2 separate regions of the Homo sapiens genome follow, and region 1 is linked to region 2. The links are chromatin loops, found by intact Hi-C in ENCODE. Cell type or tissue: ascending aorta. All regions are shown on one strand. Each heading gives the region's core, and the rest is flanking DNA. Links, peaks and the distances in the headings are about the cores only. Region 1 overlaps QTGAL (queuosine-tRNA galactosyltransferase). Region 2 holds the start of LOC124904095.

What was found. Hi-C counts contacts between places; a loop is a spot of excess contacts. Peaks named below come from ENCODE experiments on the same cell type or tissue, not always from the same donor. Only the 100,000 strongest peaks of a DNase experiment are listed, where the experiment ranks them.
Region 1: it touches region 2 in a loop (8-fold over the local background); 2 of 110 quality-filtered maps call a loop at or near these places.

What each region holds. Positions count from the first base shown.
Region 1 is chr17:82,987,654-83,003,077 of GRCh38, forward strand. All of the region lies in intron 6 of QTGAL (queuosine-tRNA galactosyltransferase), which reads right to left. Among named protein-coding and RNA genes, the nearest start is that of QTGAL, 56 kb to the right of the region's middle. In ascending aorta, for the core only: no CTCF peak of the experiment used is centred there; no DNase peak of the experiment used is centred there.
Region 2 is chr17:82,938,703-82,954,126 of GRCh38, forward strand. It overlaps TBCD (tubulin folding cofactor D), which reads left to right. Exons shown (of 39, transcript NM_005993.5): 37 at 665-774; 38 at 2,697-2,781; 39 at 3,747-7,212. The coding sequence ends at 3,761. It overlaps QTGAL (queuosine-tRNA galactosyltransferase), which reads right to left. Exons shown (of 13, transcript NM_001009905.3): 12 at 8,177-8,281; 13 at 3,447-5,347. The coding sequence ends at 8,201. LOC124904095 reads left to right here and starts at 2,788. Exons shown (of 1, transcript XM_047437261.1): 1 at 2,788-3,375. The coding sequence starts at 2,804. The coding sequence ends at 3,352. In ascending aorta, for the core only: no CTCF peak of the experiment used is centred there; no DNase peak of the experiment used is centred there.

The DNA of each region.
Region 1 (15,424 bases), core at 2,748-10,747, 51 kb after region 2:
TGCTGTTTTGGTTACTGTAGACTTGTAGTATAGTTTGAAGTCAGGGAGTGTGATGTCTCCAGCTTTGTTCTTTTTGCTTAGGACTGTCTTGGTTATACAGGCTCTTTTTCAGTTCTACATGAATTTTAAAGTAGTTTTTTCTAATTCTGTGAGGAATGTCAATGGTAATTTAATGGGAATAGCATTGAATCTATAAGTTACTTTGGGCAGTATGGCCATTTTCACGATATTGATTCTTCCTATCCATGAGCATGGAATATTTTTCCATTTGTTTGTGTCCTCTCTTATTTCCTTGAGCAGTGGTTTGTAGTTCTCCTTGAAGAGGTCCTTCACCTCCCTTGTTAGCTGTATTCCTAGGTATTTTATTCTCTTTGTAGCAATTGTGAATGGAAGTTCATTCATGATTTAGCTCTCTGCTTGTCTACTGTTGGTGTATAGGAATGCTTGTGATTTTTGCACATTGATTTTGTATCCTGAGACTTTGCTGAAGTTGCTTATCAGCTTAAGGAGCTTTTGGGCTAAGATGATGAAGTTTTCTAAATATAGGATCATGTTGTCTGCAAACAGAGCTTCGACAAACCTGACAAAAACAAGTAATGGGGAAAGGATTCCCTGTTTAATAAATGGTGCAGGGAAAACTGGCTAGCCATATGCAGAAAACTGAAACTGGAGCCCTTCTTTACACCTTATACAAAAATTAACTCAAGATGGATTAAAGACTTAAACGTAAAACCCAAAACTACAAAAACCCTACAAGAAACTCTAGGCAATACCATTCGGGACATAGGCATGGGAAAATATTACATGACAAAAACATCAAAAGCAATTACAACAAAAGCAAAATTGACAAATGGGACCTAATTAAACTAAAGAGCTTCTGCACAGCAAAAGAAACTACACCATCAGAGTGAACAGACAAGCTATGGAATGGGGGAAAATTTTTGCAATCTGTCCATCTGACAAAGGTCTAATATCTGGAATCTACAAGGAACTTAACTTTACAAGAAAAAACAAACAACCCATCAAAAAGTGGGCAAAGGACATGAACAGACACTTCTCAAAAGAAGACATTTAGGCAGCAACAAACATATGATAAAAAGCTCAACATCACTGATCATCAGAGAATTGAAAACCAAAACCACAATGAGATACCACCTCAAGCCAGTCAGAATGGCGATTTTTTAAAAATCAAGAAACAACAGATGCTGGCAAGGCTGTGGAGAAGTAGGGATGCTTTTACACTGTTGGTGGGAATGTAAATTAGTCCAACCATTGTGTAAGACAGTGTGGTGATTCCTCAAGGATCTACAACCAGAAATGCCATTTGACCCAGCAATCCTACTACTGGTACATACCCAAAGGAATACAGATCATTCTATTATAAAGGTACATGCACGCGTATGTTCACTGCAGCACCATTCACAATAGCAAAGACATGTAATCAACCCAAATGCCCATCAATGATAGACTGGATAAAGAAAATGTGGTATACCATGGAATATTATGTAGTCATAAAAATGAATGAGATCATGTACTTTGCAGGGACATAGATGGAGGTGGAAGCCATTATCCTCAGCAAACCAAAACAGGAACAGAAACCCAAACACTGCATGTTCTCACTCATAAGTGGGAGCTGAACAATGAGAACATATGGACACGGGGGGAACAACACACACTACGGCCTGTTGTGGAGGTGGGGGAAGGGAGGGCATCAGGAAAAATAGCTAATGCATGCAGGGCTTAATACCTAGGTGGTGGGTTGATGGGTGCAGCAAACCACCATGGCACAGGTTTGCCTATGTAACAAATGTACCCCCCATTCTGCACATGTATTCTGGAACTAAAAAAAAAAAAAAAAAAAAAGATGGTTACCACCACATACACATTCACCCCAAAAGCCAAGATCTCAAGAAATTTCATCTTTCATAAATGCAGATGTACAAAAAGGACATCTTTTCATTTACTAAGGAAGTTTCAACGTTTTTACGGACATGCACAATGCTTACAAAGTCAACATTGTTGATAGTGCACCTTTGTGGAGTCGAATTTGCAAAAAGATGCATAAATGAATTACAGCTCTGTAAAAGAAATGATGCAAAGGTGAAACACAAGCATAGTGATTGTAAAACATAATGCTGACAATTTAAAATAGAAAAAACAAACAAAAATAGAAAAAATTACAAACAATAAAAAACTAAACAGAAAATCTGATTTATGAAAAAGTATACCACAGGAGTATATTACGGGCAATTGCACAGAAACAGTCCCTAAGAGCTGGCTGACTTTCACAATCATTAAGTGTATTTTGAAGGTTTGCATCACAATGGATAACCGCTTTCTTTTAAGACATGGCTTCCTTGGAGAATGAGCTCACATTCATCTTCTCTGCGGCACTGCTCTTTTTGAAACTCCTCTGTGATTTGACACACACCAGGATAAGCCTTCTCCTTACATTTTCCCGTCTTCCATGCTGTGCTTCTGTGTTGTTCTGGGTACGTGGATATGCATTCTGCATGCCCTCTTGTACAGACCCCAGGTTTAATACAAACCATACTGGTGATGGAACAGAACACTGTTGTGTAAGTGTCTTCTTATCCTACTATACACACAATTATTTTGAAGCAGTCAGTCACTTTGCTGGTTTCTTTGGGCAAATGTGGCCATGATTCCCTAAAAGCTCTCAGTGTGTGATCAGCTGGGAGGAACGCCAACGCAGGCAGTGTCATCAGCAGGAACGCCAACACAGGCAAGAGACTCGCCATCGTAGGCAAGAGACTCAACTCATTTTTAAACGGAAGTTTCTGTCACTGCCATATCACGTGGCCAAGCCACTCATCTGGATTTTGCACCAAATGCATTGGACTGAATGGAAAAAACAAACTTTATTGGTAACAACTTGAAATTCACTTACAGAAGACTTGATGGCACCTAATTCCAAATCCATCATTATAGTTTGGGGATTCAGTTAGATGCTAGGAATTTTAGATTTGGGGATTTTGATCTTTAGGGATTTCAAATTTCAGAATTACAGCACTGGAGATTCTGTCTTCCAGGACTGTGACAGGCACTGGTTGAAGCCCTAACCCCCTATTTGAGGTATTGTGGAAATGGGGCCTCTGGGAGATGATTAGATTTCACGTGAGGGTGGGGCTCTACTGGGATCAGTGTCTTTATAATAAGAGACACCACAGAGCCTGCTCTCTCTCCCTCTGTCTCTGCCATATCAGGGTTCAGAGAAAAGGTGGGTGTCTGCAAGCCAGGAAGAGCCACATCAGAAAGCAAGCCCTGCCAGGTCTTGATCTAAGACTTTCCAGCTTCCAGAATTGTGAGAAAATAAATTCTGTTGTTTAAGCCACCTAGCCTCTGGCATTTTGTTATGGCAGCCTGAGCTGATTAAGATAATAATCCAGATCGTAGATGAAAATTAACTAAAAAATGGATTGTAGATCTGTATGTAAAACCCAAAACTATACACTTTTTAGAAGAAAACAGGAGGAAAACTTTTGTGAACTGGGTTAGCCAAAGATTTCTTAGATACAACATCAAAACCACATCCATGGGCGGGGAGTGGGGAGCAAGGTGGCTGATATGGTTTGGCTGTGTCCCTACCCAAATCTCATCTTGAATTGTACTCCCATAATTCCCACGTGTTGTGGGAAGGACCCAGTGGGAGATAACTGAATCATGAGGGCAGTTTCCCCCATACTGTTCTCATGGTAGTGAATAAGTCTCACAAGATCTGATGGTTTTACATGGGGTTTCCGATTTCGCTTCTCTCTCATTCTCTCTTTGCCTGTCGCCATCCACGTAAGCTTGGTCCTCCTTGCCTTCTGCCATGATTGTGAGGCCTCCCCAGCCAAGTGGAATGCAGATGCAGCTTAGATCGCAACACTCAAGTCCTACTGACTACCTGGAAAGCCTTTCCAAGAAGGACAGGTACGAACAAACATAGACTGCAAAGACTATATGACAAATACCTATCTCTGCAATGCCCAGACACAGATGAACATCCATAAGCATCAAGACCATCCTGGAAAACATGACCTTACCAAATGAACTAAATGAGGCACCAGGGACCAATCCTGGAGAAACAGAGATATGTGACCTTTCAGTCAGAGAATTCAAAGTAGTTGTTCTGAGGAAACTCAGAGAAATTCAAGATAACACAGAAGGTATTCGGAATTCTATTTAAAAAAATTAACAAAGAGATTAAAATAATTAAAAAGAAGCAGAAATTCTGGAGCTGAAAAATGCAGTTGACATACTAAAGAATGAATCAGAACTTTTTAATAGCAGAATTGATCAAGCAGAAGAATTAGTGAGCTTGAAGAAAGGCTATTTGAAAATACATAGTCAGAGAAGACAAAATAAAAAAGAATAAACAATAATGAAGCATGCCTACAATATCTAGAAAATCACCTCAAAAGGGCAAATCTAAGAGTTATTGGCCCTAAAAAGGAGGTAGAGAGATAGGGGTAGAAAATTTATTCAAAGGGATAATAACTTCCCAAACCTAGAGAAAGCTATCAATATCCAAGAATAAAGAGGTTATAGAACACCAAGCAGATTTAACCCAAAGAAGACTACCTCAAGGCATTTAATAATCAAACTCCTGAAGGTCAAGGATAAAGAAAGGACCCTACAAGCAGCAAGAGAAAAGAAACAAATAACACAATGGAGCTGCAATATGTCTGGCAGCAGACTTTTCGGTAGAAACTTTACAGGTCAGTCTTTCATGCCTAGGAGAGGATGGCATGACATATGTAACGTGCTGAAGGAAAAAACTTTTACACTAGAATAGTATATCCAATGAAAATATCCTTCAAACATGAAGGAGAGATAAAGACTTTCCCAGACAAACAAAAGCTGAGGGATATTATCAACACCAGACCTGTCCTACAAGAAATGCTAAAGAGAGTACTTTAATCAGAAAGAAAGGGATATTAATGAGCAAAAAGAAATCACCTGAAGGTACAAAACTCACTGCTAATATGAGTACACAGAAAAACACAAAGTATTATAATGCTGTAACTGTGGTGTGTAAACTACTCTTAAGTGAAAGACTGAACAATGAACCAATCAAAAAGAATAACTATAATAACTTTTCAACAGATAGTACAATAAGATATAAATAGAAACAACAAAAAGTTAAAAAGTGGGGGACAAAGTTAAGGTATAGAGTTTTTATTAGTTTTCTTTTTGCTTGCATGTTTGTTTATGCAAATAGTATTAAGTTGTTATTAGCTTAAAATAATGGGTAATAAGATAATATTTGTAAGCCTGGTGGTAACCTCAAATAAAAAATATACAATGAATACACAAACCATAAAAAGCAAGAAATCAAATCATATTGCCAGAGAAAATCACCTTCACTAAAAGGAAGACATGAAGGAAGGAAAGGAAGAGGAGAATACCAAAATACAACCAGAAAACAAATAACAAAATGGCAGGAGTAAGTCCTTATTTATCAATAGTAACATTAAATGTAAGTGGATTAAATTCTCCAATCAAAAGACATAGAGTGGCTGAATGGATTAAAAAACAAGACCCAATGATCTGTTGCCTACAAGAAACACACCTGGCTTCTAAAGAAACAGGCTTAAAATAAAGCAGTGGAAAAACATACTCCATGCCAATGGAACCAGAAAAGAGCAGGAGTAGCTATACTTATATTGAGGGTCTATCTCAGATGAAATAGATTTAAAGAAAAAAATTATGAGACAAAGAAGGTCACCATATGATGATAAAAAGGTCAACTCAAGAGAATATAACAGTCATAAATATATATGCACCCAATATTGTAGCACCCAGATATATAAAGCAAAATATTATTAAAGCTAAAGAGATAGACCCTCAATATAATAACATCTGGAGACTTCAACACCCTCTTCAACACCTTCAATTTTCAGCACTGAACAGATTTTCCAGACAGAAAATCAACAAGAAACATTGGACTTAATCTGTGCTACAGACCAAATGGACCTAATAGATATTTACAAAATATTTCCTCCATTGGCTGCGGAGTACACATTCTTTTCCGCAGCACATGGATCATCCTCAAGGACAGATCATTTGTTAGGTCACAAAACAAGTCTTACAACATTAAAAAAAAAAACACCTGAAATAATATCAAGCATCTCCTCTGACTACTAAAATATCTAGTTTTATTTAATGGACTAAAACTAGAAATCAATAAGAGGAATTTTGGAAACTATACAAACAATGGTAATTTAACAATATGCTCCTGAATGACAAGTGGGTCAATGAAGAAAGTAAGAAGGAACTTAAAACATTTCTTGAAACAAATGATAATGGAAACACAACATACCAAAACCTATAGGATATAGCAAAAACAGTACTAAGAAGGAAGTTTTAAATAGTTATAAGTGTCTACATCAAAAAAGAAGAAAACCTTCAAATAAACAACCTAACAATGCATCTTAAGCAACTAGAAAAGCAACAAACCCAAAATTAGTAGAAGAAAATAAATAACAAAAATCAGAGCAGAAATAAATGAATTCAACATAAAGAAAATACAAAAGATCAATGAAACAAAAAGTTGGTTCTTTGAAAAGATAAACAAAATTGATAAACTTTTAGCCAGACTAACAAAAAAAGAGAGAACACCCAAATAAAATCAGGGATGAAAAGAGAGACATTACAACTGATACTGGAGAAATTCAAAGAAATTAGTGGCTAGTATGAGCAAGTATACACCAATAAATTGGAAAATCTAAGGGAAAAATTTAGAAAAATTAGAAATAAATCTAGGGGAAGAGATCTAGAAAATCTAGGAAAAAAAATCAAAATTCCTAGACACATACAGCCTACCAAGACTGAACCATGAAAAAATCCAAAACCTAAATAGATCAATAACAAGTAACAGGGTCAAAGTCATAATACAAAGTCTCCTAGCAAAGAAAAGCCTGGGACCCAATGGCTTCACTGCTGAAATCTACCAAACATTTAAAGAACTAATACCAATCCTACCCAAATTATTCCAAAAAATAGAGGAGGAAGGAATACTTCCAAACTCACTCTACAAGACCAATTTTACCCTGATACCAAAACCAGACAAAGACACATAAAAAAATTAAAACTATAGGCCAATATCACTGTAACCACTGAAATCCTCAACAAAGTACTAGCAAACCGAATTCAACAACACATTAAAAAGATCATTCATCACGACCAAGTGGGATTTATTCCAGGGATGCAAGGATAGTTCAACATATGCAAATCAATTAATGTGATACATCATGTCAACAGAATAGACACAAAAACCATATGATCAATTCAATTCATGCTGAAAAAGCATTTGATAACATTCAACATCTCTTCATGATTAAAAATCCTAAAAAGCAAGGTATAGAAGGAACATCCCTTAACATAATAAAAGCCATATACAAAAGATCCACAATTAGTATCATATTGAATGAAGAAAAACTGAAAGCCTTTCCTCTGAGATTGGGAACATGACAAGCATGCCTACTGTCACCACTGTTATTCAACATTGTACTGAAAGTCCTAGCTAAAGCAATCAGGCAAGAGAAATAAAGGGCATCCAAATTGGAAAGGAAGAAGTCAAATTCTCCATGTTTGCAGATGATATAATCTTATATTTTAAAAAAACCTAAAGACTCCACCAAACAACTATTAGACCTGATAAACAAACTCAGCAAAGTTTCAGGATACAAAATCAACATACAAAAGTCAGTAGCATTTCTTTTTCTTTTTTTTTTTTTTTGAGATGGAGTCTCACCCTGTCACCCAGGCTGGAGTGCAGTGGCATGATCTTGGCTCACTGCAACCTCTGCTTCCCGGGTTCAAGCAATTCTCCTGCCTCAGCCTCCCAAGTAGCTGGGATTACAGGCATGTGCCACCACGCCTGGCTAATTTTGTATATTTTAAGTAGAGACGGGGTTTCGCTATGTTAACCAGGATGGGTCTCGATCTCCTGACCTCATGATCCACCCACCTCGCCCTCCCAAAGTGCTGGGATTATAGATGTGAGCCACTATGTCCGGCCATCAGTAGCATTTCTATATGCCAACAGTGAACAATTTGAAAAAGAAATCAAGAAAGTAATCTCATTTACAATAGCTACAAATAAAATAAAATATCTAGGAATTAACTAAAATAAAAGAGTGAAAGATCTCTACAATGAAAACTATAAAACACTGATGCAAGAAATTAAAGAAGAGTAATCTCATTTACAATAGTGATAACTAAAATAAAATGCCTAGGAATTAACTCAACCAAAGGAGTGAAAGATCTCTACGATGAAAACTATAAAACACTGATGCAAGAAATTAAAGAAGAGTAATCTCATTTACAACAGTGATAACTAAAATAAAATTACCAAGGAATTAACTCAACCAAAGGAGTGAAAGATCTCTATGATGAAAACTATAAAACACTGATGCAAGAAATTAAAGAAGGCACCAAAAAAATGGAAAGATATTCCAGGTTCACGGATTCGAAGAACGACTATTGTTAAAATATCTATACTACCCAAAGCAATCTATAGATTTAATGCAATCCCTATCAAAATACCAATGGCATTCTTCACAAAAACAGAAAACACAGGCTGGGTGCAGTGGCTCATGCCTGTAATCCCAGCACTTTGGGAGGCCAAGGCAGGTGGATCATGAGGTCAGGAGTTTGAGACCAGCCCTGGCCAATATGGTGAAACCCCCTCTCCATTAAAAATACAAAATTAGCTGGGTATGGTGGTGCGCACCTGTAGTCCCAGCTGCTCAGCAAGCTGAGGCAGGAGAATCACTCGAACCCTGGAGGCAGAGGTTGCAGTGAGCCGAGAACGCGCGACTGCACTCCAGCCTGGATGACAGAGCGAGACTCTGCCTCAAAAAAAAAAAAAAAAATAGAAAACACAACCCTAAAATTTATATGAAACCACAGAAGAACCAGAATAGCCCCAGCTATCCTAAGCAAGAGGAACAAAATTGGAGGAATCACATTACCTGACTTAGACTACAGAGCTATAGCAATCAAAACAGCATGGTACTTGCATAAAAACAGACACATAGATCCGTGGAACAGAATAGAGAACCCATAGATAAATCAATATATCTACAGTGAACTCATTTTTGACAAACATGCCAAGAACTTACATTGGGGAAGAGATGGTCTCTTCAATAAATGGTGTTGGGAAAACTGGATATCCATATGCAAAAGAATGAAATTAGACCCCTATCTTTCACCATATGCAAAAATCAAATCAAAATGGATTAAAGACTTACATTTAAGACTTCAAACTATGAAACTACTGAAAGAAAACATTGGGGAAATTCTCTAGGACATTGGACTGGGCAACGATTTCTTGAGTAAGACCCCACAAGCACAGGCAACCAAAGCAAAAATGGGCAGACGGGATCACATCAAGTTAAAAAGCTTCTGTACAGCAAAGGAAACTATCAACAAAGTGAAGAGACAACCCACAGAATGGGAGAAAATATTTGTAAATTACCCATCTGACAAGGGATTAATAACCAGAACATATACAGAGCTCAAACAACTCTAGGAAAAATAGAATAATCCGATTAAATGTGGGCAAAAGATCTGAACAGACACTTCTCAAAAGAAGACAAATAGCAAACAGGCACATGAAAAGGTGCTCAACATCACTGATCATCAGAGAAATGCAAATAAAACATACAATTTTTCTCATTCCAGTTAAAATGGCTTTTATCCAAAAAATCAGTCCATAACAAATGCTGGTGAAGATGTGAAGAAAAGGGAACCCCTGTACAATGTCGGTGGGAATGTAAATTAGTACAACCACTATGGAGAACAGTTTGGAGGTTCCTCAAAAAACTAAAAATAGAGCCACTGTATGATCCAGCAATCCCTCTCCTGGGTATATGCTCAAAAGAAAGGAAATCAGTATATCAAAGAGTTGCCTGCACTCACGTATTCACTGCAGCACTATTCACAATAGCCAAGATTTGGAAACAATCTAAATGTCTATCATCACATGAATGAATAAAGAAATGTGGTACATACACACAATGAAGTGTATGAATGAGATCCTGGCATTTGCAACAACATAGACGGCACTGGGGGGTCATTATGTTAAGTGAAATAAGCCAGACACAGAAAGACAAACTTCACATGTTCTCGCTTATTTGTGGGAGCTAAACATTCAAACAATTGACCTCATGGAGATAGAGAATAAAAGGATGGTTACCAGAGGCTGGGAAGAGTAGTGGGTGGTGGGAGGGAAGTAGGGAAGGTTAATGGGTTTAAAAAAAAAAATATATATATATATATATCTATATCTATCTAGATCTATCTATCTATCTATATCTATATATAGATATATATCTAGATATATATAGTTACAAAGAATGAATAAGACCTAGAATTTGCTGGCACAACAGGGTGACTATAGTCAAAATTAGTTTAACTCTACACTTAAAAATAACTAAAAGAATATAGTTGTATTGTTTGTAACACAAAGGATAAATGCTTGAGGTGAAGTGACGGATACCCCATTTACCCTGATGTGATTATCATGCACTGCATGCCTATATGCAAATATCTCACATAATCCATAAATATACGTACTTACTATGTACCCACAATAATTTAAAAAAATTTTAAATCTAAAAAAGCATGTCCATAAAAGGAAAATAGATAAATTGAATTTCATCAAAAATTACAACTTTGTTTGTTTTGTTTTGTTTTGAGACGGAGTTTCACTCTGTCTCCCAGGCTGGAGTGCAGTGGCACAATCTCGGCTCACTGCAAGCTCTGCCTCCCGGGTTCATGCCATTCTCCTGCCTCAGCCTCCTGAGTAGCTGGGACTACAGGCGCCCACCACCATGCCTGGCTAATTTTTTGTATTTTTAGTAGAGATGGGGTGTCACTGTGTCAGCCAGGATGGTCTCAACTGCCTGACCTCATGATCCACCCACCTTGGCCTCCCAAAGTGCTGGGATTACAGGCGTGAGCCACCATGCCTGGCCCAAAAATTACAACTTCTACTCTTTGAAAGACATTGTTAAAAGAATGAAAAGACAAGCCACTGACTCAGAAAACATATTTACAAAGTCTGACAAAGGACTTGTGTCTGGAATATATAAACAACTCTTAAAATTCAACAATAAGAATGCAAACAATTCAACACAAAAATGGGCAAAGGATGTGAACAGACACTTTACCAAAGAAGATACACGGATGGCAAATACATCTACGAAAAGATGTTTCACATTATTACCCATTTGAGAAATGCAAACTAAAATCACCACGAGATACCACTACATACCTACTAGATTAGCTAAAATTAAAAAAAAAAAAAGATCATATCAAGAGTTGGCAAGGACATGGAAGAACTGAATTCTCATACATGGCTTGAGAATGTAAAATGGTGCAACCAATTTGGAAAGCACTTTGGCAGTTTCTTTAAAAGTGAAACACATCCCTACCATATGAACCAGCCCTTCCACTTCTAAGTATTTTCCCAAGAGAAAAGGCTGGACATATATTCACTGTCATGCACACACAAAGGCTTGTACATATGTTCACTGTCATGCACAAAGGCTTGTACATATGTTCACTGTCATGCACACACAAAGGCTTGTACATATGTTCACTGTCATGCACACACAAAGGCTTGTACATATGTTCACTGTCATGCACAAAGGCTTGTACACAAATGTGCAAGGAACTGGAACAACTCAAATGTCCATCTACAGCTAAGTGGGTAAACAAATTGTACATCCACACCACAGAACACAGCTGACCCCTGAACAATGTGGGGGTTAGGGGTGCTGACCCCCTGCACAGTTGAAAATCCATGTATAAGTTTTAACTCCCCGAAAATTTAACCACTAATGCCTTCCTGTTGATGGGAAGCCTTACCGATAACATCAACGGTCGGTTAACACATATTTTGTATGTTATATGTACTATATGCTGTATTTTTACAATAAAGTAAGCTAGAGGAAAGAAAAGCTTATTAAGAAAATCATAAGGAAGAGAAAATACATTTATGGTACTGTACTGTATTTATTGATACCCTAAGTTCACGTAGTCTGTTTACAAGAATCATCTGTCTGAAATGACCACAGCTGCAGCCCTCAGTCTACAGTACATAGCAAGGAATTCAGCTTTTTCTTGTAATGTCATGACTTTTCTCTGCTTTTTGGGAGCACCTCCAGCATTACCAGTGGCACTGTGTATGGGTCCTAGGGTGTCACTCAAGGTTTATAGGATCGCCTTAAACATGATTAAAACTGTGTGAAAACTGTGAGAGGTCACTGGTTTTTTTTGTTGTTGTTTTTTGTTTTGTTTTGTTTTTTTGAGATGGAGTCTCGCTCTGTCGCCCAGGCTAGAGTGCAGTGGCGCGATCTCAGCTCACTGCAACCTCTGCCACCTGGGTTCAAGCGATTCTCCTGCCTCAGCCTCCCATGTAGCTGGGATTACAGGCACCTGTCACTGTGCCTGGCTAATTTTTGTATTTTTAGTAGGGACGGGGTTTCACCATCTTGGCCAGGCTGGTCTCGAACTCCTGACCTCATGATCCACCTGCCTTGGCCTCCGAAAGCGCTGGGATTACAGGCATGAGCCACTGCGCCTGGCCGAGAGATCACTTTTTTACTGTGATTTGTGATTTACTGGAGGGAGGAGCTGTGCTTGCGGAGATGATCAGCCTCACCCAGCGTTTTAAGCACTCACAGCACCTGAGCTCGCGGCTGTGCCGGCAGGAGGGGTTTGTAAAACATCAGTCGTGCAGCACGCACTGCAGTGAGTTTTGTGCAGTTGTGATTCATTTCTGCATCCCTACATTTGTTTAATTTCTCTAAACTGTGAAAGACCCCATATGTGGTCTATAAGTGTTTGTATGCATGTTAAGTTTTGATAAATTTTAACTTTTTATAATAGATTTGTGTATAATTTTTGGTATTACATGATTTAAAAACACTAGCATCACTATATATTTTATGTACTCATGACACATCTTTTTGTTAGTGTTTTCAGTATTCCTAGGCCATGCTGTTTGTCTGAAAGCTTTTCCAAATTGTTACACATCTCCAAAAACCTCTCCAATACACTTGCTGAGAAAAACCCAAGTGTACGTAGGCTGTGCAGTTCCAACACACTGTTCGAGGGTCACCACTGCTGTGAGCGAGCCACGCATCTGGACCCACAGTAATTATGCTGAGTGAAGGTGGCCAGACCAGTGAAGCACACAGCACATGACTGCATTTACCTGAGCCTCCAGCAAATGTAAAACTGCTGTGCAGGCAGAAAGTGGGTCATGGTTGCATGGTGTGGGGAGGGCTCCGGGATGGACAGGAGGAAACTTGGGGTGTTGGATATATGTGTTCACTGTGTTGACTGTGGTGGGTCACTGGGGTACAGACACATGTCAAAACCGATCAAACTGTACATTTGAAATAGGGGCCATTTGCTGTATGTCAGTTATACATCAACAAAGCTATACATCAACAAAGGTATACATCAACAAGACAAATGGACAAATCACTGTAAATCCCATAAAGCCTCTAGCTCTAAGTACTACTTTGCAGGAACTCCAGGGACAGAGGAATCTGTTAAATGAGACCAGGGAGATGCAATCAGCAGAAGTCGGACTACTGAAAGCACCGATGGCAAATCATTCAACATCGTCCACAACATAGTCAAGGAAAAGGAAGACGGAGGAATCTGGATATTTAAAGGGATTTATCAACAACTGCAATGTATGCACCTTCTTTAGATCTCAATTCAAACCAGAAACTGTGAAGAAAAAAGGAAGAAGATGAGAAAGTGGACAAGGAGGAGAAAAACAGAACTTTATGAAACAGAAAGTCCCAGGAAGGAACACTTCGGCATCCTTCAAGTCAACACAGGGTGTAGGACTCCATTTACGTAAAATTCCAGCAAACGTAAACCAGTCTATGGTCACAGAAAGCAGAGGGGCGGGCGGGGTGGGGGACGGGAGCCCCTCTAGGTGCTGGGTGTGTGACCTGCACACAGAGACATCTGAGAGGAACAAGTGGTGGGTTTGCAGTAACATCGTTTTTTCTCTGTAATTTTTTATATTGCTTGACTTTATGAAACAGTGAAGCATAACTTTTGACAAATGCAATAAAGTTTTTCTTTTTCTTTTTTTGAGACAGGGTCTGTTGCCCAGGCTGGAGGGCAGTGGTACAATCATGGCTCATGGTGGCCTTGACCTCCTGGGCTCAGGTGATCCTCCCACCTCAGCCTCCCGAGAAACTGGGACTAAAGGTGTGAACCACCACACCCAGATAATGTTTCGTAGAGACAGGGTCTCACTATATTGCGCAGACTGGTCTTAAATCCCCAGGCTCAAGTGATCCTCCTGCTTCAGCCTCTCAAAGTGCTGGGATTATAGGCGTGAGCCACTGCGCCTTTTTTTTTTTTTTAAATTTCCCACACTATACTGGCATGAAGGTCTATTTTAAAATTGTTTTAAGTGAATACAGTATGTAACTGATAAAAGAACATTGATTCATTTTAATTAAAAAACATGAAAATAAAAAACTCTTCTATGGGCATCAAAGCTAACACTCAGGAGAAAGCCTGCCCCCACGGGGCAGCTCAGCCATGGCCTCCGGGGAACCCGCTCTCGGTGACAGCGCTCTGACCGCGGTCTGGAGCTGGGCTGAAACTCAACATGTGTCCAGACTGCTGCAGTTCAGAACCAGCTTGGCAACGCCGAACCGCATTCCGGTTTGCACGAGGTGCACGTTACTTAGAAAAGTAGCCACAGTCTGCCTGAGTTCCCGTTTTAAGTATTTTCACAACTTCACTGAAAAGCACAGCAACTCACTCACAGTGTGCAGCCTAGTCACCAGGACACGCGCCCTCGGCCGCTAGCTCGTACAGGGAAGGGCTGTCATGACATGACCACAAGATGGTCTCTGCCTCCCCCAGGGGCAGCCAAGGGCCCCACAGAGGATGGCAGGGACAAGCCACCCATGTGGCAACGGCCACGTCCCCTCCCTCAGACGGCAGCCAGTCATACCCGAGGCGGCACCGCGGGCGGCCCCGTGTCCAGTCTCACAGAAGCACAGTCCACTGCCGAGGACACCCTGTTGTCCACATCGCATGCAGCAGCCTGGCTCTTGGAACGTGCTGGGGGCACACGGGACACGGAGACGCTGAAACACTAGCTGTGGGATTCCTGAGCCCGCCCTCCCACTCTCTGCAGTCCGCGTGTGGGATTCCTGAGCCCGCCCTCCGCGTGTGGGATTCCTGAGCCCGCCCTCCCGCCCTCCGCGTGTGGGATTCCTGAGCCCGCCCTCCCACTCTCCGCAGTCCGCGTGTGGGATTCCTGAGCCCGCCCTCCCGCCCTCCGCGTGTGGGATTCCTGAGCCCGCCCTCCCGCCCTCCGCGTGTGGGATTCCTGAGCCCGCCCTCCCACTCTCCG
Region 2 (15,424 bases), core at 240-8,239:
GCGCAGTGAGACATGATGACCAGGGCACCACTCAAAAAGAGAGCAGGCGAGATTGCTTCCCTGATGAAAAGAGAGCAGGCGAGATTGCTTCCCTGATGAAAAGAGAGCAGGCGAGATTGCTTCCCTGGTGAAAAGAGAGCAGGTGAGATTGCTTCTCTGGTGAGGGAGCAGGTTGGTTAATAGATAGCGGGCGAGATTGCTTCTCTGGTGAGGTAGCAGGTTGGTTAATAGAGAGCAGGTGAGAGTGCTTCTCTGATGAAAAGAGAGCAGGCGAGATTGCTTCTCTGGTGAGGGAGCAGGTTGGTTAATAGCAGGCGAGATTGCTTCTCTGGTGAGGGAGCAGGTTAGTTAATAGAGAGCAGGCGAGATTGCTTCTCTGGTGAGGGAGCAGGTTGGTTAATAAAGCATTTAAACAAGAATGATGTCATCTTCACTGCTGGGATCCTGCAGCTAGCTGTGTGTCTGTGGAGGGAGGAGGTGGTTAATGGGCCTGGAAGGCACCTCCTCTTGGTTGCAGCCCTGCTGTGGCTGGGATGGGATGCAGGGTCAGCGTCCTCCTCCTGACGCCTTCCACTGACGGGGCTCCCTGGCCTGGGTCCTGTCGTCTCTCCGGGGTGGGGCGGTGGCGCTTCCCTCCGGCAAATGCACTGCATCCCTGTCCCAGATCCGGAAGACCACGGCCAGCCAGGTGTACGAGACATTGCTCACCTACAGTGACGTCGTGGGCGCGGATGTGCTGGACGAGGTGGTGACTGTGCTCAGTGACACTGCGTGGTGAGTGAAGGCCCTTCCTGCACGGCCACCTGGGCCTGGCACCGCCCCTCTTCCTGTCCCCACCGTGTCTACTCGTCTCTCCCAAAACCCTCTGATAGGAGGAGGAAAGAGGGTTCCCAGGTCTCCACATCCTCTGCTTAGGTTTTACAAGGCAGCCGTGCTGCTGTAGCCGAAACCTCTTCTCAACCGCCCTGTCCCCAAACAGTGTCAGGTGTCAGGAACACAGCAAAGCCATCCATCCCACCAGGGGAGCGGGCACCTGTACCACAAGGCTGTGTCTGGTGGCCTGTGGAGCAGAGGGCACTGAAGGCCTGGCAGGTGCTGCTGCCCCAGACCTCTCTAAAGTTCTCTTGGAATAGGCCGTGTGAGCACCTGTTGGAAATCAAGAGGCACAGGCGGAAATAAGAAAAGCTCTCCCCACGCCTCTGCTCTGATGTCCACCCCCTTCCTCAGGGCCATGAGGCCCTCAGGAGGCCATAGTGCCACTCTCCACGTTTACTTTGGCAGGCACAGTTTCTGCAACATGGGCTGGCTTCTTTACCATGGGTGGAGTAGAATGGCGGTTTTGAAAGATGTGTGTATTGAGTTGGGGGTGGGAGGGTCTGAATGAGAGCAGAGTGGGGAAAGTGCAGGCTCAGGTGTCCTGGGCCAACCGGTATGTTCCTGGGAACAGCAGTGATGGTGTCTTACACATATGGGCATGGGCACCCATGCTGGCTCACACACATGCTCACTTGCACGCGCGCACACACACACACACACACACACACTTCTAAAAGGGGAGCAGTCTCGTCACCCCGTGTTGGAGATCAGGACTGAAGCAACCAGAGGCTGTGTGGGTGTCCACATGGCATACCCGGGGTGGTGGAGTCCCAGGTGTCCTGCCTGTGGATGCTGCTCTGTTTTGAGTGCCGACTGTGAGGGCCTCCGTGCTGATCCCGGTGCGTTGCTACAGGTCTGTGGGGTCCACGCCCCTTGTTGAATCCAGCAAGGACGTAGGTGACGTTCCCTAGGTGTCTCCTCGGAACAGTGACCTTCCAACAGGGCTGGGTTCCCATAGAGCTCACGCACCAGGCAGCCGCTGTGGCCTCGGAGGACAGAGGTGGCCTCTCCAGGGCTTCCGCGAGGTTTTCTGGTTTGGGGAGGAGTGTGTGTCTGCTCCTAAACAAACACGTGGTCCCAGGAGAGGAACCGGGAGCAGCTGGGCTGTCTTCTCAACATGCGTTGAGAGAATGGCCATCTTAACTACTGCTCTGGAGACCCGTTTTTACAATGATTTTTTTAAAAAAAAACACCAAGGTGCATTCTGGACCAGATTCTAAAATAATTGGCTTTAGGACTGAAGAAGCCAGGTGTCCCGAGCGGGGCGAGGCCTCCTCCAGCGAGGCTGGGTCGGGGTGGCCTCCTTTCCTCACATCAGGGAGGGAGGAACTAGCAGGGTGGGCCTGGGGGCTTCTCCTATCGTTTAATCCCCTTTCTGTTAAAAAAAAAAATCCTTAGAATTTAAAGAGAATATTTTAAATTAGAAACGAAAAACATGCCCCAGATATCTCCACAGCATTGCTAGAATTTTTATTTCGCATCAACAGCTAAATTAAAACCTGGAAAACCCTTGTCAGCCCCTCCTTGGCCTCGCTTGGTCTGTCCTCCCGCAGTCCCTGCGCTGGGCGTGGTCCTTCCCGAGGGGCACCCCTTGTTGGGAAGGAACCGTCCTCCTGCGATTCCGGAAAGGGCTCAGGCTCGAGGCTCTGCTGGAGAACGTGCTCCTGTGACGTCTTTTCTGCCCTCAGCCTGGCTATGGATGTCGGGGGTGAGGTCTCCTTTCCCTGACTGCGGCCATGGAAGCTTGACGCGGGACCTCCGCACACCTGAGGTTCTCCGGTGGGCACTCGAGAGACTCACGGCTCTCCCTCTCCTCACAGGGACGCGGAGCTTGCAGTGGTGAGAGAGCAGCGCAACCGTCTGTGTGACCTTCTGGGCGTACCCAGGCCCCAGCTGGTGCCCCAGGTAACCCTGTCACCTTCACAGCATGAGGTGCCTGTGCTTCCCTGAGCTCTGGAATGTTCTGGGGCCAGCGGCTGTGCTTAGCTTCTGCCAGCACGTCCACACGGCCCGTTCCCTCGTCTCATGTCAGGACCCCTGGGATTACGGGACCAGCAGAGCTGCCTTCTCTGGCCACTGCCCACACCTGTGGGCCCCTGTGGCATCCAGGCCACTTGCTCTGGGGCGTTTGGGGGGCCGGGGAGTGGGTGGAGCTGGCACCAGCTTGATCCAGGCTCCTCATGCCTGGCCCTGGGGTCTGTTTGTGCTCCAAGTGCCAAGAGTGCCACCCTACCCCTCCTCATCTGCTTCCCATGAGTGGGGCCGGGGCTGGGTGAGAGGCCCCCAGAAGCTGCCCCTGTGCACCTCACCAGCCCGTCACTCTTCTAAAGTAACAAAAACAAGTACCTCAGTTCTCTCGGGGGCTGGGGCCCAGGGTTGCTGTGCTGTCTCTCTAGTTACCAGGGTTGGCTCCTTCCTCTCAGCCTCCTTCCGGCAGGAGGTTATATCTGAGAGGGAGGAGGAGAACCATGTCTAGATACATGGGGGCAGTGGGGATGGGCTGAGCATCAGGACACAGCCTCCCCCATTTCTGTGTGTGTAAAGGCTGAACTCAACAGCAGACTTTGGAATTAAATGTGCTTTTTACATTTTTATTAGGAAAAATTTCAAACGTGTGAATGCAGGTTAAGAGCAGTGCAGTGAACCTCCCTTCCCGCTCCCCAGATGGGGTGCCCTTCCGAGGACACGTTAGTCATGAGCACCTGTCAGCCACATAGCTCAGGCTGCCGGGTGTGTGGGAAACGGCACAAATGGTTTCCTGCAGGAACCGTGTCAGTCCCCACACAGGGCCCAGAGGGGTGAGGGTCCCCTGGCTGGGAATGGTGTGTGTTGGAGCTGACCAGCCTGAGCTTGTCTTGTCTCTTCTTCAGCCTGGTGCCTGCTGAAGCCAGTCCTGGAGCCCATACCTCACCCCTGCCTGGTGAGGATGTCTTGTTCCTGAGGGAGGCCGGTGTGGAAAGCCTCGCACAGTGGTGCCTCCAGCTGTTGAAGGGTAGCGCTGGCCCTTGGAGGCTGGCACTAGCTGACAGCTTTTCCTCTCTGCACCTGCGCTCTGGTGACTTGGGGTGGACGCCTCTGCCTTCACTTGAACACAAATGTGCTTCCTATAAAATCATGTACCAAGAAGTTCCTGCCTTTTGTCTCTGAGCCTGATGTGTGTAGGGGTGATGGAAAGGCTCACTGCCCAGGGGTCAGCCAGAGGGGAGGTGGGCTGCACTCCTCCTGCCTGGAGACCAGGCCCCCTTCTTGCCTGGTGCTGTCCCTGCTGTGGGAGACGTCTGGCCACAGGCAGTGCCCCACCCAGTCTTGGAGAGAGATGAATGTTAAATCAGAGGTTCAAATGCTAGAGAACTGAGAAGCCCTGGTGGCAGGCATGGTCTGGAGTGCTGGGCAGATGCTGTTTCTGGGCCCGTCTGCCTGGTGGGGGTGCTGTCCTCCCCCCTGTGCACACGTGAGCATCGTGCATGTGGCCCCTCTGCAGTGCAGGAGTCACTGATTGATGGGTGTGCCGACCAGCAGCTTCACAAATGTCTGCTGCAAGGGGAATCGTCAGAGTCCAATGTGTGCCTCTACAGTAATGTCGGAAATAAATACCATTCTTGAAATAATTACACTGTCTTAGGAGAGCCTGGGCAGAGTCCACACTTGGGTTTTTAGGCAAAGGGCAGGAGGCTACCTTTGTCTCTGTGTCTGAGCTCGTGCTGATCCATCCCAAAGCTGGTGAGGGGAACGTGTATAAAAATTTCACTGTGGTAGCAACCCACACCCATCTCTGGGACCTGTGCTGTGCTCATAGGGCTTGAGGTGCAGAACCACGGCCAGCAGCACCAAAGCAGCCCCAGGTGTGGCCACTCAGAGGCCCAAGGGCTTGGGTGAGCAACCCTTTCCCTATGTGAGGAGCCCAGGGGTGCCATGTGCGTGGTGTAGATTAGGGTGGCTCCCTGGCCTGCTCTCAGGTGGGGATGGGGCCTGGACACAGGAACATGGGCAGGCCGAGAACTGGGAGGTGCCACCGCATCTGTGAGGCTTGTGAGGTCACCAGGACCACAAGACCAGGACTGTGACAGTCCGTGCTGTGTGTTTAGCAGACAGCTCTTCACGGGATGTGTGTGACGACCTGGCCACACAGGAGTGTGGGGTTAACACACTACTGTTGTTGTGTTTGACCTGGTGGCCAATGGTCTTTATACCCTAAAAGAGCCTTGGGTTACATTTTTACGAGATTTAAATATTTTATTCCAACCTGTGTAATAGGGGTCTCCTCCTCCTTGAACTGTCCCGATTGGCTGGGGTCACGTGGTGAGGGTCCTGGGTGACCAGGCCTAGCCTTGGCCACATGAGTCCACACAGTGGAAAAGGCTTGGCTCCTGTGGTCGGCACACACGAGACTCTGGTTGCGCCTGCTGGGTGTGGAACAGGCGCACCATCGCCATGCCTGCAGCTCACAAAGCTCCTGCTGGCCTGGGATGCACTGAGGATGGAAGGAACAAGTGGCTTCTGAGAAAAACATGATGAACTGTTCTTAGTGCAATTAAAAGAAGATTCCAGATAAATGGCATTTTAAGACATGGAGGCAGGTCGATTACCCACCCAGACCCATCAGTGACACTATGTGGCAAAGCAGTTCTTCTTTTAATGTCGGTCTAACTTAGCAACCCGAGGAAAGTGGATCACTCCACTGGCCACTGCCTCTTTCCCACTGGATCCCATCCATCACTGGGGCACTTGTGCTCACCAGACACCTGGTGGCCTGGAAAGCCCTCTTTCAGCAGCCGTTTCTGGAGCCCACCAGGGTCCAGGTGATAGAGTTTGGCAAGGAACCCCTTGCTCACATGATAGCTGGGGCAGACAATAGCAAATGAACAAGCAAGCACCATCAAGGCAGGCAACACTGAGTGCTATGAACAAAGATAAAGTGGGCAATGGAATGGCATGTTGGGTGTTGACTCCGAGAAGGTGTTCAGAAAACCTCTCTGAAGGGGCAGCATTTGGGCAGAGGTCCAGACTGTGTCCAATGGCAGAAAAGAGAATGCTTGTGGTCCCAGAAGTGGAGCAAGCTTTGTGAGTTTAGAGAGCAGCAAGAAGCCAGTATCCCTGGGACCGGGGAGCTGATGTGGGATTTGTGTACCCACAAACACGTTCTAGGTGCTAACCAGAAACCCTCCATGTGAGAGCAGAGACCTTGGAGATCCTGAGGGTTTCTGCTGAGCCCTGGAATCTAGTCACGCTATTTTGATAGCAGAATGGATGAGAGAATTTAAGGCCCAGGGCCAGATCTAATGGACCACTATATAAAGCTGGGACCCTAAATAAGTCTTTTTCAAAGGAACAGCAGCAAGACTCTTATCTCAATCTATCTCCCCTGAAGTGGCCTGAATTAATACTACCTGTATGATCCCCAAAACTCCTAAAGTGGAAAATTTGATTGACTTGGCCCTGACCAGTGGTATTCCCAGACAAGGGCAGAAGATGCAAATACAAAACCTCTCTGGTAGAATGTAGGCTATAATATGAGTACATTTTTGAAAAGGGCTAGAAATGATCAAGAAGAGATTAGAAAAAAACAGAGCCCCTAGAAATGTAAGAAGTGAAATGAAAAGCTCAATGGATAGCTTAGACACAGCTGAAGAGAGAATTAGAAAACTGGAAGATCTGAAAACATTATCCAGAGAACTGGAAGATATGACAGCAACATCAAGAGACATTGAAGAATGTCTAACCTTTGGGTAATTGGGGTCTCAGAATGAAATGAAATGATGCAGATATTCCATACTGACATGCAACAGTCCCCAGATACAGAAGCCTAACAGTCTCACATTTAGACCTGCCACAGTGAAACTGCAGAACTGTAAGAAGGACAGAGTGATATAAACGACTACCAATTTCCCAGCAGCAGCACTGGAGTTGAGCAGTGAGTAGACCAAGGTCTTCATTATGCTGAGAGAAAATAGCTGTCAAGTTGCTTGAATTGTGCCCACAGCATAACATTAAAGAAGAGAACAAAATTAAGTCATTTAGATAAAAATATGCCATTCTTATCTGTTTGGTTTTTTAATCTTGGCTTAATATTTGGGGTTGAGTCATTTGTTTTGAGAGCTGTCCTGTTTATTGCAGGGTGTTCAGCAACATCCCAGATGGAAGCAGCATCCCCCTACCCAGCTGTGACAAAAAGAAAAAAAAATGTCTCCAGACACTGCCAAATATCTTCTGGGGGTGCCCCTGGTTGAGAACCACTGCTTTAGTGGATAAACTTTAGGCAGGAGGGAAATGATCGCAGTTGGATAGTTGGAGGAATGTGGAGCAAGGGAAGCAATAAACTGTGACCATAAAAACATAGAAAGATGGCTTATATGTGGATTTTTTTTTAAAGCACGTAGAATTGCTTAAAATGGACAACAGCAGCATATAAATCAGTGGCAGAGTTGGTGGCTGAATTTAGAGCATCTTAAGTCTATGTTCTCCTGGAACAGAGTGCAGATAATTCAGTTATCAGCTTGGCTAGGTGCATGTTGAAGTATTTAGTCACACACAAACAGTTAATGTATGGGGAAGATAACTTCTATACTAGTAGGAGAGAAATGGAACAAGAATAAAAAATACACTATCAAAATATGCAAGAATGGCAAGAGGAAAAGGCAGAACAAGCTGCAAAACACACACACAATTAGAAATAAATATTTTGGGACACAATAAATGTGAATGGATTAAAACCTCTGTTAATGACAAAGTTCTCCAGTTAAAGGAAGGCAAATAGTGTTATTAGGAATAGATTACTATATGATGATTAAAGGCTCAGTTCAACAGGAAGATGATTGATAGAACTTTCCTACATTTGTAACACAGTCTTAGAAGATACTAAAGCAAACATTCAAGAAGAAATTGATCACCTACTACCATAGTGTATTTTATTGAATTGGTACATTTCAATAAAGTGTCATAAGGCACGGTTGAAGGAGAAAAACTTGACCCAATGGACAGTTACAGAACCCAAGTGTGTGTGTGTGTGTACACAGAAATTTTAAAAATGTTTTTAAAAACATCTCTTTAAAAGAAATAATGAAAATTATAAAATATATAATGAAAGATAAAAGTTAATCAAAACAGATAGAGTTCACCTAAAGTGGTGCTTAAGCGATTCTGAAGTCGTGAATTATACATTACAGAAGAAAGGCTGGAAATTAATGAGCTGAACATAAGCAGAGGACTAACTGTAAAGAAAATTAGAATAAGAGCAGAATGAAAAGGAAATGAAACATAATAAAGAAACAAACCCAGATGGTTCTTCGGTGAAAAGACCCACCTGGGAGCAGCTGCCATGGGTCCGTCAGCTGAAGTGAAGGAAGTCCTGGCCCTCCTGCAAGTGCAGTGACCTCAGGTTGTCCTCAAAGGCGCCCCCTGTGAGGTCCTGTCAGGAGCAGCAGATTCAGCTCAGTCCGGTCTCCTGGCTCTAGGAGGCCACTGTGGAGCCTCCTCCAGGGCCAGGGGTTGGGGGTGGCCTGTGTCCACCTGTCAAGTGTTCTGCTCCTCTGCTAATAGCGGAGAGGCTGGAAGGAGACAAAGGCCAGAGAGGGCAGCAGCCGGCACTGCTTGTACCACAGGCCCTGTTGGTCACCAGAGGGGAGGCCCCCCCTGCCTTCTGGCCTTGCCTCTCTACATAAGGTGGCTGACTCTCCCTGGGGGCACTCGGAATGGAATGAGACTAACAGGCAATGCCTCTGCTGTTTGACCAGGGCAGACCCACCTTCCCTCCACACACCCACCCCTCTGCACAGGCCAGGAGTGGGAGGAGGCCCCTCAGACAGAAACTGCATCTCAGAACCATCAACAGCTGCCCCTGTCTGATCTCCTCTGGCCTCTGTCATCCCCACCCCTGCAATGGAGTGAGGGCTGTGACCCCGGGTCCCTGGATGCTTAATCTTGTCCTGTGTGCTGGCCTTGGCCAGGTCACCTACTCTCCTGTATGAGGCCACAGCAGGTGTCCAGAAATGCCTTTCAGACGTGCCCTGCACCCCAGCACCTCCTGAACAAGTTCCTGAAGACAGCCCGGCAGAGTGGTGGACACAAGTCTCTGGCCTCTGGCAGGACAGAGGAGGGACTATGCATTCCTGTCACAGTCCTTGGTCCTTGGGCCCAGCAGGAGGAATCGGAGCTTGGCTGCGCCCCTTACCCCCACCACATCAGAATCCATTACACCACCTACCACTGCTGTCACTCAAATGATGCTGTCACTCAAAGCCATCCTTCCTGGAAAACATTTCCACACACTCTGCCGCTATCTGTCCTTCCTCCCTTGTCTCTCTGCTCTAGAGTTTGCAAAGGAAACACACCTGAGTTCAGGGACCAGGCCAGCCCAGTGCGTGTTGACACCGTCTTAAACAAGACTCTGTTAAAACTAGATGCTTCTGTAAAGCAACATGTTCCATTAGGAGAATGAAAAGGCAAACCACAAAATGGAGGAAGACATTTGCAAAACATTAAACCAACAAAGTCGAGCAGCCAGAGGTGTAGGGGACTCCTACAGGTCAGGAGAGACGCAGCGTGCAGTAGGCCGGTGGGGAACCCTGATGAGAAACACCGCCAGAGAGGAAGGAACTCCAGTGTCCAGCGGGCACGGGGGGTTGTTGGTCAGACTCACACCTGAAACCACCATGAGAACACACTCCCCAAACGGCTGGCGACCAAGTGCCCAGCCCAGTGTGAGGGAGCCGAGCAGCTGGGCCCTCTGGCTCTGGGCATGTTCCTGGGCATCATCCAGAGAAGCTGAGGATGCAGCCACACCCACGACCTGCCTTCCACTCCCAGGATTAGACCCGAGGCAGGGATGCTCACGCAGGAGGACACAGCGTCCTTGCAAGGGCAAACCGGGAACCACTGCCCACAGGCCTGGGTCCTGGCGTGGCCTCTGGGTGGGGTGGCGTTTGCACACGGGACGTGGAGAAAGTCCACACCATGCACAGCGATACGCACACACCCCAAACACGTGGAGTGAAAACCAGATGCGAGAACACAGACACTGGATTCTGCTCACATGAACTACAAAAATAGGATAAATTAGACTATGGTTTAGGGATGTGTTCACGCACACGCCATGAGGGTTGGCCCTGCCAGGTGCCAAATGCACGTTCACAACCAACATAGACGGCATTTCGTTCCTGGAAAAGCAGTGATGTAAACGATGTTGGGACAATTATCCAAATAGAAAAATTGGCATCTGTAATCAAAAGAAATTCCAGTTGTATCAAAGATGTAATTAAAAACTAGAAATCCCAGAAGCAAAATGGGACAATGTTGTTTTTTAAATTTCACAACCAGGAGTGATTGTCTTAGAATGAATCAGACTCCATAAATGAAAGTCACTTAATTTGATTATATCACAATGGCAAAAATACAAAAATATCAAATGGCAGGAAAATTTGCAGCATGTCGGAGAGTTTTCCTTATGAAAAATACTGACCAATAGAAAAATGGGCTAATGAAAATAATAATTTACTGAAGGGGAAATAAAGCAGTTTATAAATATGTGAGAAGATGCTTTCCCTCCCTTTAAGGGCACGAGGCAGGTGCTCCATCGCTGGTGGGTTGGGTTGGCACAGCAGCTGCGGGTGGTGAACAGCCAGACTGGGATTGAATGTGTGTGCTCTTTGACCCAGAAATTTTTAGAATTTATTCCACACAGAGCCACTTGAGCGAAATTATGTATATATACAAATACTGCAGCAGCATTTTAAACAGCAGATGATTAAAAATGGCCAAAAGGTACATCAGTAAGTAACTGTATCACAAATGCATGAAACATCCATATAATCGAAGAGCGGGTGTTTTAGTGACAAACGTGAACCTTGGGTTTCTCTTTACTCTTCCAGCTAACGGTGGAGGAAGGCACAACAACAGTGCCACCGAGGTGCCCTGAGACCCGCAAGCTGCTCCCGCCAAACGGAATTGCAGGGGAGCCTGATGCGGCCTCGGTCTGACCACCTCTCAAAAGGATGGAGCAGAACACGCAAAACCACAGGGAACCGGTCGGCAGAGTGCAGGATACACAAGCCCATTCTTCAGCTGAACTAAGAAAAGAGCGTCGGCGTCAGGGAGACAGAAAGGTCATGTCGTAAAGGTCACACGGACGCTGCCGGGTTCCAGCAAGCAAACTTAAAACATGAAGCAATTTATAAGGCAATTAGGAAGATTTGAACATCGATGGGATATTTGGAATTCTGTGGTGGGATGGTGGTTTTATGGTCCTTTTAACAGTTTTTATCTCCTTGAGATAGGGAAATAATAATGGATGAAATTAGGCTAGAATGAGTGCCACAACACCAGCGTGGGGATTTGGAGGTGTGGAGGACACATAAGATGGACACGCTTGCTCCAGGGATGGGTACATAGGGCTGGTTTCCTGTCACTTTGCTAATATGGCTCAAATAAGCTGGAAATTTCCCTGAATAGAAAAGTCACAGCAACAGTAGAGCCCGGGGGCTCCAGCGGCTTCACACGGAATAACCTCCAATCTACACACGTGAAAAGAGCAAGAGATGGAACAAGCATGTGCTGTGAGGCCACACTGCCAGCTGCCCCTGGAAGAACAAGCAAGAGACAGGTGACCGTGGGGGCTCTGGGCCCTCCAAGGACACAGCGTGTGCAGGACAAGGAGGAACCTCTTTTCCCATGCTCAGCCGGCTCCCTGGGAAGGGTTTTCACCAAGTGCCTTGGGGTTCATATGAGTGCCCCAAGATAGTAGTGACACCACAGGTCACCATAACACATACGATAACAGTTTGACATATTGCGAGAATTACCACAAGGAGACGTGGAGTGGGCATGCTGCTGGAAGAGCGGCACTGACGGGGTTGGAGAGGGGGTCCCTGAGAAGTAGATCCTGAAGAGGCTGTTTCTGAAAAACTAAACCAGATTCGTGTAGAATTTGCATTTTATAACTGCTTCTCGGAGCCTCCCGTTTACTCACCTAAATGTCCCCGGTAACTTGGACAACGGTTATTCAAAGGTTTTCATTACTTTGCTCAGATCCATCAGAGCAATCACTATCTTTGGCGGCTACGGCCTTAGAAAACGTCTTTCTCCAATAAGACTGGAAAGTTGGAATGACTCCTGGACCCACGGTCTGCAGAACGGATGCTGTGTCAGCACAAAAACACGAACCCCTCGTACATCAGCCTCAGAGCTCCTGGGTGACCAGGTGCACCGTCAATGAGCAGTCGTATTTTGAAAGGAATCTCCTTTTCTGAGCACTGGGCCTAACGGTGGGCTTACACTATTCCATCAACCGTGCTGTGCACAGATGTGCTGCCACCTGGGCCTTGCCGTTCCATTTCTAGAGCCACAGGCAGAGCAGATTTAGCCTCATTCCTAAGAATCCTAGGATTCTCAGAATGGCGACCACTGCCTTCAACTTAACCCATTTATGGCTGAGGTTGCAATTTTTCGAATTTTTGCAATCAGATCTTGGCAGTGACCTTAAGCAGAATATAAACTTGCACATGCTTAGCGTTCCAATAATGGAACACTAGGCATAGATGGGTTTTAAAGTCACGGCAAAGAGTCAGACTGTCTTTTGAAGCTCTGAAGCCAGGCATTGACTTCTCCCTACCTATGAAAGGCCTGCATGGTGTCTTCTTCCAGTTCAAGGTTGCTTCCTCTACACTGAAGATCTGTGGTTGAGTGCGGCCACCTCCATTGTGACCGTAGCATGATCTTCTGGAGAGCCTGCTGCCTCACCTCACACTCATATTACGGAGACGGCTTCTTTCCTTAAGCCTTGTGGGCCAACCTCTGCTAGCTTCAAACTTATGTTCACAGCTTCCTCACATCATTCAGCCTTCACAGAATTGAAGAGAGTTGGGACCTCGCTCTGTATTAGGCTTTGGCTTAAGGGAATGTTGTGGCTGGTTTGATCTGTCAGACCACTAACACTTTCTCCCTATCCGCACTATCATTTGTGTGTTCACTGGAGGACCACTTTTAATTTCCTTCAATAACTTTTCCTTTGCATTCACAACTTGGCTAACCGTTAGGCTGAAAGCTGGGCCTCTCCTGCCAGTCGTGGCTTTCGACATGCCTTCCTCACTAAGCTTAAACATTTCTAGCTTTTGATTTAAAGCGAGAGACGTGCGACTCTTCCTTTCACTTGAACACTTAGAGTCCACTGTGGGGTTATTAGTTAACCTAATTTCAATGTTGTGCCTCAGGGAATAGGGAGGCCTGAGGAGGGGTGGGGTGGGGGGGAGCGGGGAGGCGACAGCTGCTGTCAGAACATTCGCATTTTATCAATCAAGTTCACTGATTCATATGGGCGCCCCGAGATAGTAGTGACACCACAGGTCACCGTAACACATACAGTAACAGTTTGACATATTGCGAGAATTAACACGTGGAGATGGGGAGACGTGGAGACGTGGAGTGGGCGTGCTGCTGGAAGAGGGGCACTGATGGGGTTGCTCTCGTGGGGCTGCCACACGCCTGTAATTTATAAAATGCACAATGAAGTGCAATAAAATGAGGTGCGCCAGTAGTTGCCAGAAAGCTGTGCCCAAGAGGCTCTGCTCACGTTGTTCTGCCTGGACTTGACTTGGATTAGTTGTGTGACAGCTCATCACAGGCCGGGCAGTGTAGACCAACACACGCTGGCCTCACGGCTTCTGCGGGGCAGGAACCGTGACCCGCCCTGGTGTGGCGTGCTTCTAGCTGTCACAGGTGCCCATGTCTGTGTGTCCCCCACAACCCCCCAACAGTACCGCTTGGGGCCTGGCTCACTCTATCAACCACTCACCCGTGGTTATTTACCAAGAAAATGCAAAGCAAAAAAAGCAGGGGTTGCAATCCTAGTCTCTGATAAAACAGACTTTAAACCAATGAAGATTAAAAAAGACAAAAAAGGGCATTACCTAATGGTAAAGGGATCAATGCAACAAGAAGAGCTAACTATCCTAAATATACACACACCTAATACAGGAGCACCCAGATTCATAAAACAAGTTCTTAGAGACCTACAGAGAGACTTAGGCAACCACACAATAATAATGGGAGACTTTAACACCCCACTGTCAATATTTGAGACAGAAAATTAACAAGGATATTCAGGACTTGAACGCAGCTCTGGACCAAGCGGACCTAATAGACATCTACAGAACTCTCCACCCTAAATCAACAGAATATACATTCTTCTCAGCACCACACAGCACTTACTCTAAAATTAACCACATAATTGGAAGTGAAACACTCCTCAGCAAATGCAAAAGAACAGAAATCCTAACAGTCTTTCAGAACACAGTGCAATCGAATTAGAACTCAGGATTAAGAAACCCAAAATCGCAGAACTACATGGAAACTGAACAACCTGCTCCTGAATGACTACTGGGTAAATAACAAAATTAAGGCAGAAATAACGAAGTTCTTTGAAACCAATGAGAACAGAGAGACAACGTACCAGAATCCCTGGGACACAGCTAAAGCAGTGTTAAGAGGGAAATTTATAGTGCTAAATGCCCACATCAGAAAGCAGGAAAGATCTAAAATCGACACCCTGACATCACAATTAAAAGAACTAGAGAAGCAAGAGCAAACAAATTCAAAAGCTAGCAAAAGACAAGCAAGATCAGAGCAGAACTGAAGGAGATAGAGACACAAAAATCCCTTCAAAAAAATCAATGACTGGTTTTTTGAAAAGATTAACAAAATAGACCACTAGCCAGGCAAAGAAAAGAAGAATCAAGTAGACACAATAAAAAAAGATAAAGGGGCTGTCACCACTGATCCCACAGAGATACAAGCTACCATCAGAGAATACTATAAACACCTCTATGCAAATAAACTAGAAAATCTAGACGAAATGGATAAATTCCTGGACACATACACCCTCCCAAGACTAAACCAGGAAGAAGTCGAATCCCTGAAAAGACCAATAACAAGTTCTGAAATTGAGGCAGTAATTAATACCCTACCAACCAAGAAAAGCTCAGGACCAGATGGATTCACAGCCGAATTCTACCAGAGGTACAAAGAGGAGCTGGTACCATTCATTCTGAAACTTCCAAACAATAGAAAAAAAGGGACTACTAACTCATGAGGCCAGCATCATCCTGATTCCAAAACCTGGCAGAGACACAACAAAAAAAATTTCAGGCCAATACCCCTGATGAACACTGATGTGAAAATCATCAATAAAATACTGGCAAACTGAATCCAGCAGCACATCAAAAAGCTTATCCACCATGATCAAGTCAGCTTCATCCCTGGGATGCAAGGCTGGTTCAATATACGCAAATCAATAAACATAATCCATCACATAAACAGAACCAAAGACGAAGACCACATGATTATCTCAACAGATGCAGAAAAGGCCTTCAATAAAATTCAACACCCTTAGTGCTAAAAACTCCCAATACACTAGGTATTGATGGAACGTATCTCAAAATAATAGCTATTTATGACAAACCCATAGCCAGTATCATACTGAATGGGCAAAAGCTAGAAGCATTCCCTTTGAAAACTGGCACAAGACAAGGATGGCCTCTCACCACTCCTATTCAACATAGTA